Regions from separate parts of the Homo sapiens genome. Here region 2 is linked to region 1. Evidence: chromatin contacts called from ENCODE Hi-C or POLR2A ChIA-PET data. All regions are on one chromosome and are shown on one strand. Each heading gives the region's core, a stretch centred on a gene start or an enhancer-like site at or near the end of the contact. The rest is flanking DNA. Distances are from core to core; before and after follow the strand shown. Region 1 overlaps PARP8 (poly(ADP-ribose) polymerase family member 8). Region 2 overlaps PARP8 (poly(ADP-ribose) polymerase family member 8).

Region 1 (5,221 bases), core at 705-3,204:
AATTAGCCAGGCATAGTGGCACATGCCTGTAGTCCTAACTACTTGGAGGGCTGAGGTGGGAGAACTGCTTGAGCCCAGGAGGCCAAGGTTGTGGTGAACCAAGATCACACCACTGCACTCCAGCCTGGGCAATAGAGTGAGACCCTGTCTCAAAATAATAATAATAATAATAATATCTAAAGTTTATTGAGCACTCAATATGAATAAGCACTCTTGTAAGTCCTTTGGATAATTAACTTATTGAAACATCACCACAGATCTATAACATATAGATGACTCTCACAGCCATTTTATAAATGGGGAAAATAAAGCACAATTAATATACCTAAACCTAATAACACAGCAAATATCTGACATGAGTGGTTTTGAAAGTCAAGCCATCTGGCACTTATACTCACTCTTTTAATTGCCACAGAAACACTGAATAAATTTTAGTTGTTATTATTACATCTCTGTATTGAGTTTATTATAATACTTTACCTCATGCCACTAACATAAATAAAAAAAAAATCTCCTAAACACAATAAAATCAAGCCTAATGTTAGCAACAAAACTTAAAAAAAAAAAAACCTTGTTCCTCCTTCTTTCCTGTTTTAAACAGTCCTTATACCAAAATATCTTTCTTCTCCTTCTGACCACCAGATCCATATTTGTTTCTTTCTCACCCTGCATGCTCCCGTGGCTCCCTGCACTTATCTTGTCACTTATGACATTATACTATAATGTTTGCTGCTTTATCTCATCCCTGCTCTGTGAATGCCTTCAGGACAGGGACTCTTCTATATTCAGGGTGGCCTGCAGAGCCTGGTCCTCAGTGCTTACTGAATGAGTAAATGAGGAAATCATGAACTACAATAATTTAAAAATCTGGTCAACTGTTTTGCCAAGAATCTTTGCAACTTTTACTATTTTGTACATTTCTTATAATAAAATGTTGTCTGATATTAACACAAAAACAATATGAAGTTGAATAGATTCTAAAAAGCTCCTGTTAGTTTCTGCCATCAACGGTACAATAATTGAAGCATGAAAAACATGACCAATTCATTTTGTTGTATTATAGGTGCTCCACAAAACTGTACATATTTATTGTAGGGAAACAGAAGATTTCCCAGAAGTTGGGTTTTTTAAAGTATAAAATGCCAAATATCTATTTCTAAATATATAATCCTGGGAGGAGCCTACAAAATGGTAACCAACAGCCAAAGGTCAGCATATGCTGTTCTTATTATTTTGGACATAACATAATTTAGTTTCTGCCATTTCACTTTGTGATCTATTTCAAATCACTCTGAATAAAGTGAAGATTAATAAAACTTACTACTCTTAAAATTGATAAAGAATAAACTTATATTGCACCATAAATATCTGTCAGAAGTGGAAGAAGTAATGAGGTCCTTCAGGATGCAGATAAATCAACTTTGCAGAAAAATCATTTAGATTTTTGTTTCTCAGAAGGTTTATTATTATCACAGTAATGCTAGATAAATAGCCTGGCCTATGATTTACTCTACTCGCTTAAAAGAGAAAAGAGAAGTTAACAGCTGTTAATAATCACTATGGAAAACAGAAATAAAAGGTAAAGCAGTGATGTGTCTCAGCAATAATGCTTTTGGCTGCAACTGTCAAAAACCTATACTGAATTGACTTTAAACATAAGGACCTTGATTTTCTCATATAAGTGCAGAAATGTATGTTGGATTATGGGCAGGAGGGTTGGGGTTTAGGGCGGGGTGAGGAGGTCTATTATTAATTCAGCGGCTCAACCAAGGACTCATTCCCAAAGACTCAAATTCTGCCCATTTTGTCTTTCTGTTTCTCACAGTATAGCAGCAGTTTCAAACTACATCTGGGCTAACTTCCCGTGTGGCCCACATGACAGGTGCTGCAGTCCCAATATCACATCCAGAAATGAAAATGAAAGTCAGCCCCAGAAGCCACAGAGCAAACTCCTCACATTTCAGAGGCCAGAGAGAAGTTCCTAGACAGCCCTGAATCAATCAGTTAGGGGAGGAGGGAGAAGGCAGGCCAGAGGGACAAGTCACATGACTGAATTAAACTAATAGGCTTTTATTCCTGAGCTGGAGAGAGGGCCATGCATTTTCACTAAGGTATGATTTCTTGAACAACACTGGTGTTCCCTTTGCATGGAAAAAGGTAGTAATGAATGGCTGATAGACAATAATATTTAAAACAGCAAGACTATCAGAAGACTTAGCTCTACAATTGGCCTAATTCCCAAGCTCTAAGGAGGTAAAACGAGAGAGGAAAGTTTCATAATAACATAATTGTGTTTATCAGAGGAGGAATCAAGATGCTATTTTACAGACGACCAGTAGCAACAAACAATTCACCACAAGGTAGTTAAACACACTAATATATGCTGAGGCTAGGAAAGCATTCAAATATACACATTTGATTGTATGCACAGGCACATATGTATATGTGTTTATGTACAGATAGAGACATAGATATGGATAAATGATTGACAGATAGTTATAAAGCTACAGATAGAAACAGATACACTGTGGCTAGGTAATAAGTCATCAAAAGTAGAACCTGTTAGATATAAAAATTTTCAATCACATATGTAGGTTGCAGACACAGAAACAAAAATTGTGTTCTTTTTCAAAAGTCTACACCAGAGTTACACTGCTAAATCTGTTATATTTAAATATTGATACTTTGAAAAGGGAGAATGAAGTCCAAGACAATTCACACAACAAAAGAGCATCCACACAAAAACAAGCTGATCCTTATTTCTCTCTAAAAGGTTCCTACCAGACCAGAAATGAGAATTAGCAGGACCCAGTAAGATCTAAGTACCATCAGACCATCAGGTGTTGAACCCATTCTAATCTCTGATTCTTCTAAATAAAAAAGGTTTATTTAATTTAGAAAAAAAACTTTTTTAAAAAAGGTTTCCTTCTAAATAAAAAAAGATATAAATAAGAAGCATGAAGCATGTGACTACTTCTTTACTACTATTGCTGATAAAGTTCTAAGGCAAAAGCAACCACTGCCTCAAAACTCACCTCAAAATATAGATAAAAGTCAGTGGGAGATGGATTCTAAGAAAAGATCCATGAAAGTACAAAAACAATCAATTTATATTTCAGATTAAACCAGACATGCAACTGGATCTCCCTATGATAACAGCAGCAAAAATGTGCACTAAGTAATGAACTAATGGAAGGTGCTTGTTTCAACACCTTTAAATAACTGAGAAAATACATCAGGAGCACAAAGATGTAATAAAATGAAAGCACAATAATTAGCCCCAGAAAAAAATTATTAATATGAATTGTCTCTGTCCAAAATCTAAACAGTTTCTCCTTATTAAAGGGTCATTAAGCATATTTCACAAACATCTCAAACATACATATATATGTGTGTATATATGTGTGTGTGTATATATGTATATATATGTGTGTGTGTGTATATATGTATGTGTATATATATATATATATATATATATATATATATACACTCTTTCTACCTCATATTCTCATAGTCTCTCCCCCCCAACACAAACACACACACACACACACACACACACACACACTCTTGTACAAACAGTCCATCCATCCATCTCTGACTCTTTGTCTATTTATCTCTCTTTTGGTTCCTTGGTCTTTTTCTTTTCTCCTTTTTATATTTTTGCAACAGTACCAGGGCTTAATAACACTGGCATTTTTTTGTGGAACGAGCAAATTTAATCTCTGGATGAGTCAGAGTGAAGACACTGTAAGCCTGTGGCTACTGCACTCAAGAATTTTACTGATTATCTCCTACCATGGTGCTTACATTATTATTAAAATATGTTTCCCACTACCTTACTCTTAAATGTGAATAGACAGTTGAAAGATCAGTAGACATTTGAGAAAAGCCTACAACATGAATATGAAAGACAAGAAGAAATAAAAAAAAATGACACTTGGAGGAAACAGAAGCAGTGAAAGGAACAGAAGAAACTTAAATGTACTTAAAAGAAATATAGATAACCAGAATATACTTGGCACATGAAACAAGAACAAAATGCTCTGAAAAGCATTTTCAAAAGAAAAAGAAAAAAATGAAAGAATTTAAAAAGAGCCTTTGGAAATTTAAAATATGTCAAAACTTAAAAATGCAACAAAATGGTTGGAACATAAAAATGAAGAAATCTTGAAAAAGCAGAATAAAGAGATGAAGAGGTGGGAAATATGAAAGTAAATATAAGAAACTGAGTATCACTACAGGAATTTCAATGGTAGACCCCAAAAAAGGAGTAGAAGGAGGTAAGAGAATATTATCAAAGATATAAATACAAGAAAATGTCCTGGCCTGGCACGGTGGCTAATACTGGTAATCTTAGCACTTTGGGAGGCTGAGGTGGGAAGATTGCTTGAGGCCAGGAGTTCAAGACCAGCCTGGACAACATATTGAGACCCCTGTCTCTACAAAATAACAAATAAAAAATCAGCCAGGCATGGTGGCAAGTGCCTGTAGTCCTGGCTACTTGGGAGGCTGAAGCAGGAGAATTGCTTGAGCCCAGGAGTTTGAAGCTGCAGTGAGCTATGATTATGCCACTGCACTCCAGCCTGGTTGACGGGTAAGACACTGTCTCTAAAAAATAATAACAATAATTGAAAAAAAAAAATTCCTAAGACAGGAGTCTCCACAGTGAAGGGCTTTGCAGTAAACACCAAGCCTGATAGGTATTTTTTATAAGTTGACATCAAGCCATATCAATGTGAAATTTCAGAACTTCAGGGATGAAAAAGAGATTTGATAAACTTCAAAGATATACAAAGGTAAGTTACATATAAAGAAATTAGAAAAGCACTAGATTAACCAGCAACACTGCACAGTAGTAGGATATTGAGCAATCTTCAAAATTATAAGGGACAATGAGTTCTAACACAGAATTCCATACCTTCTCAATCTATTAATTAAAATGAGGGTAAAATAAAGGTATTTTAGACATGCAGAGATTAAAAAAAAGAAAAATGACCTTCGATACAACTTTTCTTTACAAAGAATAAAGTTTTCTTTACAAAGAGTGCTATGTTTCAGTAAAACAAGAAGAATATGGCATCCAGAAAAGAGAATATGACACATGACAACAGATGTGCATCATACTCTCAGAGAATATGGTTCAGACTCAAGAAAAAAGGAGAGCTCTGGGAAGGTCTCTAGGGTGGAGGAGAAGGCAAAACTAATTCATTATTGATAATTT
Region 2 (5,221 bases), core at 1,867-4,366, 34 kb before region 1:
GGAACAAATAGAAAACAAAAAGTAAATAGAGCCTGAATCTAATCATATCAATAACTTCATTGAATGTTAATGGAACAAGACACACTGAATAAAAGGAAAAGATTACCAGAATGGATAAAAAAGCAAGGTCTATACTAAAAATACAAAAAAAATTAGCCGGGCGCGGTGGCAGGCGCCTGTAGTCCCAGCTATTCGGGAGGCTGGGGCAGGAGAATGGCGTGAACCCGGGAGGCGGAGCTTGAAGTGAGCCGAGATCGCGCCACTGCACTCTAGCCTGGGCGACAGAGCGAGACTCCGTCTCAAAAAAAAAAAAAAAAAAAAAAAAAAAAAGCAAGGTCTATCCTATCTTTGAGAGATCCATATTAAATATAGAGACACATATAGATTTAAGTAAAGAATGGAAAAGATACACCATGCAAACAATAAGCATCAGAAGACTGAGGACTAAAGATATAAAGAGATCATTCGTAATGATAAACGTGTCAGTTCGTCAGGAAGAAGTCATACCAATCATAAATGTGTATGTACCTAATAACAAAGCCTCATAATATATGAAGCAAAACCTGACAGAAATAGAGGAAAAATGAACAACTCAACAATCATAATTTGAGTAATTAATGGAACCAGACCAAAAAGAAAAAAAAATTAAAAACACAGAATATTTGAAACTGATTTTCATAGAACACTACAACTGCAGAATATCAAGATAGATCATATACTGAGCTATAACACAAATCTCAATAAATTTGAATGAATGGATGAACATGAGTCAGCATAGCTTATACCCTGGGTTCCCTGGCTCATCTTGCCCTTATGACATTTGAGTCTTAAGTCCTTGAAAAGAGTTCCCAACTCCACCAGTCAAATCCCTGGCATGCTGCTCAGTACTTGGAAAGAGATTAGGAAGAGACAAAAAAAAAAAAAAAAACAAAACAAACAAACAAAAAAAACCATAACTGAATAAGTAGATGAGTAGAAAAGAAGTATGATTAGTAAACAGACCAAGTTTGATACATTTTTATTTCATAAAGCAAATTTTTTCCATTTAAAAAAAATTTTTTTTAGAGATGAGGTCTTGCTCTGTTGCCCAGGCTGGAGTACAATGGCATAATCATAGCTCACTGTAACCTCAAACTCCTGGGGTCAAGCAACTGCCCCCTGCAGCCTCCTGGGTAGATTGGACTACAGATTTGCACCACCACATACAGCTAATTTATTTTATTTTTGATAGAGACAGGGGTCTTGTTATATTGCCCAGGCTGATCTCAAACATCTGGCCTCAAGTGATCTTCCTGCCTCAGCCTTCTAAAGCACTGGGATTAAAACCATTAATCCCAGTTTTAATTCAAGGAACACTTTTTGGTAACCTGGTATGAGCCAAACATTGTGTTAATGCCAAATAAGATTTAAACAGAAAAAAATATATATATCAGAGGTAACACCTTTGGATGGTTAATTTAGAGGGAACCAGAGAATATGATACATAAATATGACAGACAAAGGAACTTGAACATTTTAAAGCACAGTAGTATTTTTTTTTACTTTTTATATAATATAGACTCACATAAAGTTGAAAAGACTGTACAAAAGTGTCATGTATATTACCCAGTTTCCTCCATTGCTTACATGTTATGTACCTACAGTAGAATATCAAATCCTGGAAACTGACATTAGTGCAAAGTTTGAGTATAGTTCTATGTTACTTTATCACATGTGCATCACATACCCATTATAGCAAACAAAATACAGAACTATTTGATCACACAAAAATTTCCCTTGTGCTACCTTTTTTAGAGACATATCCATCTCCCTTCACCCAAGCATCCTTAAGCCCAACAGCCACTAATCAGTTCCCTAGCTCTAAATTTTTTATCATTTCAAGAATAATACATAAATGGAATCAGAGATTATGAAGCATAACAGTATTTCCAGGCAGATTAGTATTTTGAACAATATACTCTGATAGCTAATATTTAGGATAGATTGAAGAAAAGAGAGATCAGATTAAGAAGCTATCATAGTAGTAAAATATGAGCACATATCAGTGAAAAGGTATGTATTGGGAATAAGAATGCAGGAACAAATGGCAGATGTTGGACCTCAGCCAATAGAGCAGCTTTGGAAATCATGGCCCTGAATCAACATGCCAAACATTAGAAGATAAAATATCCATGACAATGGTGCCCCAAAACAAGCTGGGGGGAAATGTACACTATGACCCCATATGAATTCATTTTCCCGTGATCCATTCCTTTATACTGTCGAATGGTACTATGTAGAAATAAAACTGATGATCAAGGCACCCTTCTGATCTGGCAGTGCTATGTGACAGAAGCTTGGCAATGCCAGAGATTATACTCAGTACTAAGCTGAATTAATTCCCAACAGCCTACCATCTCAACCAATGGCAATTGCTTCATTTTTCATCTAAATCAATGTCTGAATCCAAAATGAGGCCTTAATTCATTCCTTTGTCTACCTCCAGTTAGAGGGCCTGTTGTAGTTCAAGACAGACAAATAGGAGTCCAATGCAGCTTTGAGGCTTACTAGCTGGGAGGCATAAGAAAAGTTGGTTAAACACTCACAGACTCAATCTCTATTTAGTAAAATGGAAGAATCCATACCTACCTTAAGAGCCTGCTGTGATGATTTAATGGCTTAACAGGTGCAAGGACCCCAGGACAATGCCAGACACATAACAGCAGGTGCTGAGTAATTTTAGTCAGCTTCCAATACAAGCAATTAAAATTTATAGGAGTGAAATTTACATGAATGAATGTTCTCTGGAAAACTCAATTTGCTAAAAAGTACAATATATTACATTTATCTGAGACCCAAACCAACACTGATTATTTTATTTTATGGTCGTATTGTCCTCATGATATTAGGAGACATTCCCATGTTCGTGAACGTACCTAATTTTTCAAATAGAAAATAGCAAACAGAAATCCTGCAAAATGATTCATCAGCCCCTTGTGCGACAGCATTTTCTCAGTGGTATACCAGAAGGAAAATCACCAGGACTGTAAAATCCTAATCAGTTTCACTTTGTGACTTGCAGAGTTCTAAGGGAAACAATCTAGTACAAACAGACATGGATGATTGGCTCAAGGATCTAATGAGTAGTACCAAAAAAACGTGGAAAGAACAAAGCTTAAGTAGATTGCAGAGTACTGTTAGTATGTGCTGTACATAATAAATGCCATGTAGCAGGCAGAAAATATTGTCAAGAAGCATAAGTGAAAGTGAAAGAAGGTGGACATGAGAAGAAAGCAAAATCTAGAGCAAGTTCTGAATTCCTTTTAAAAGTCATACTCATCTTTTGTCCTCACATCCCTGGAGCAAGCTCTGAATTCCTATTCAGAGAAAAAAAAAAGCCTTCAGAATTTTGGGATATGCTGACTTACAATTAATTACATTGAGGTGCTTTGCCAGAAACTCAGGTCAGTCAAATATGTGTTTGGTATATATTATATGAACAGTGTGATGCATGGTTCTTAAAGTCACAACTTTGAAACCAGAATCTAAAAATTATTTTATTGCACCTCAATAATTTTCTAACAAAATGGTTACTTTCACCTCTTTTTCCTCTGAAAGCATCTGGCCCAACCAAAGACATCTCCCAATAGCCAACAACTTCTAAAGGAGTTCCCAAAGCAGCTGTCAGTTGCTCCATATCTACCTAATCCTGTATTCTGTTCATATATTTGTTTACTCCTATAACTGGAACCATTTAATAAGGTCATTCTTGTATCTACACTTCCCAATCACTCCATTACCATCCTTTTCCTTCTGAAATGTCTGCAATGAGCTAAGAACAGATAGAGTCTGGTCTGAACTCCCAAGTTCATGGATCTAAGGAGAGTCTTTCAAAAGTAGTGGAAGATGGTAGCTCTATGTAATAAAGATTGGAATTTAGGCTTGAAGATGAAAGAATCTTAGACTTAAAAGAGTTTTTCGATGCACCAATTCATTATCTGATTTTACAAGCAGGGCCCATAACTGCCATCTGTAACGTCAAACTCCTGGATCCTCAGTTCATGCTTTTTCAACAACACCCAGAGGTTTTGACAGAACAAGTAAAAACCAGTATTTTATTGCACATTACCTTTTTACTTACCTGCTAATATTTAAAACAATTTCTCCAATAAACTACATCCTCGTATCTTTTATCCCTCCCAGTTAGATCCCACTTTAAGAATTTAAATAAGAAAAAGCAAAAGGCAGAAACAAAAAATTGCACATGACAAACAATCCTCTACCCTAGCGAAGATGCTTAGGAGTACAGATCTCAATTTTATTTAATCAATTAATTTTTAATTTTATTTATTTATTTATTTATTTATGTTTTGGAGACAAGGTTTCACTTTGTCACCTAGGCTGGAATGCAATGGCCTCAAGCCTCCCAAACCTCTGGGATTACAGATTTGAGCCATCGTGCCTGGTTAGGTCTCAGTCTTTGTTCACTTGCAAGTCAGCAGTTGAAACCTGAGACCACATCTCACCCCCAGACACACTGGAGCTTTCTAGAAGAAAATTCACTCCAGCACTTATTAATTCTGTCTTCTTTACTCTTCAAGTGCTGCAGAGTGAAAGAGATGCTGTCCCACTACCCACCTCCAGACCCAACTCTAGTGTCTCAAGCTAGAAGGTAATTTGGGGCATACTAGAAGCTCACCTTTGCTACTTTAATGCCATTCAGTTCCCAAAACATTCACTTTCATGTTCATCATCATTTCACCCTCTAAAAACATTTTCAAATTGTGCAGGTCAATCAGCTACAGCATCCTCATTCTTCACCACTATGAGCTACAATCTTTTTGTCATTTATCCAGGGTTGGGGAGCTCTAGGACCTTCTTTTCCTCTTTACCAAAAATCTTGACATCACTCCCATCCATTTGGACAACGTTAAGCTGCACGTAGTTCCATGGCCTCGTTTTCCCTACCACTAGCTCACCAAATCTCCAAATGGCTATACCTTGAAGCTTGATTTGGAGTGAATGGCTCCCCTTCTAAAATCTCAAACCCCCATGTCCCACTTTCTAACCACAATTTTATAATTTTCCCAGCTCTCACTCCTTTCCTCTTACTTCTAACATCCTTAAACAATGCATTCACTCTGTGTCTTTACCAGTCCCTCTGAGCTTCATTTTCATCTTCCCATGATTTTAGATACCTAACTGCTCTCTCCACAGCATCTTCGACTCCTTCAATGTGCAG

The links. A loop is a pair of places that touch in the nucleus more often than their neighbours do. ChIA-PET counts read pairs that join two places held with the same protein, here RNA polymerase II (POLR2A). Pooled maps may share reads with other maps.
Region 2: a loop to region 1 is called in a map of CD4-positive, alpha-beta T cell, with 3 times the contacts of the local background. The contact joins two enhancer-like sites. A Hi-C loop is called at or near these places in 11 of 168 maps with a recorded cell type or tissue (B cell, CD4-positive, alpha-beta T cell, CD4-positive, alpha-beta memory T cell and 6 more), 19 of 37 single-sample maps with no recorded cell type and 16 of 50 pooled maps. POLR2A ChIA-PET finds 5 or more read pairs at or near these places in 13 of 52 experiments (CD4-positive, alpha-beta T cell, CD4-positive, alpha-beta memory T cell, CD8-positive, alpha-beta T cell and 8 more).

What each region holds. Positions count from the first base shown.
Region 1 is chr5:50,708,189-50,713,409 of GRCh38, reverse strand. All of the region lies in intron 2 of PARP8 (poly(ADP-ribose) polymerase family member 8), which reads right to left. Among named protein-coding and RNA genes, the nearest start is that of PARP8, 44 kb to the right of the region's middle. RefSeq lists an enhancer at 1,832-2,181. Within about 2 kb of position 1,954, at least 12 of the 41 ENCODE cell types and tissues checked have a DNase peak (open chromatin) inside an H3K27ac peak, as active enhancers do; they include B cell, CD4-positive, alpha-beta T cell, CD8-positive, alpha-beta T cell and 2 more, where a contact is called at or near this core.
Region 2 is chr5:50,742,871-50,748,091 of GRCh38, reverse strand. All of the region lies in intron 2 of PARP8 (poly(ADP-ribose) polymerase family member 8), which reads right to left. Among named protein-coding and RNA genes, the nearest start is that of PARP8, 79 kb to the right of the region's middle. Within about 2 kb of position 3,116, at least 5 of the 41 ENCODE cell types and tissues checked have a DNase peak (open chromatin) inside an H3K27ac peak, as active enhancers do; they include B cell, CD4-positive, alpha-beta T cell, CD8-positive, alpha-beta T cell and 2 more, where a contact is called at or near this core.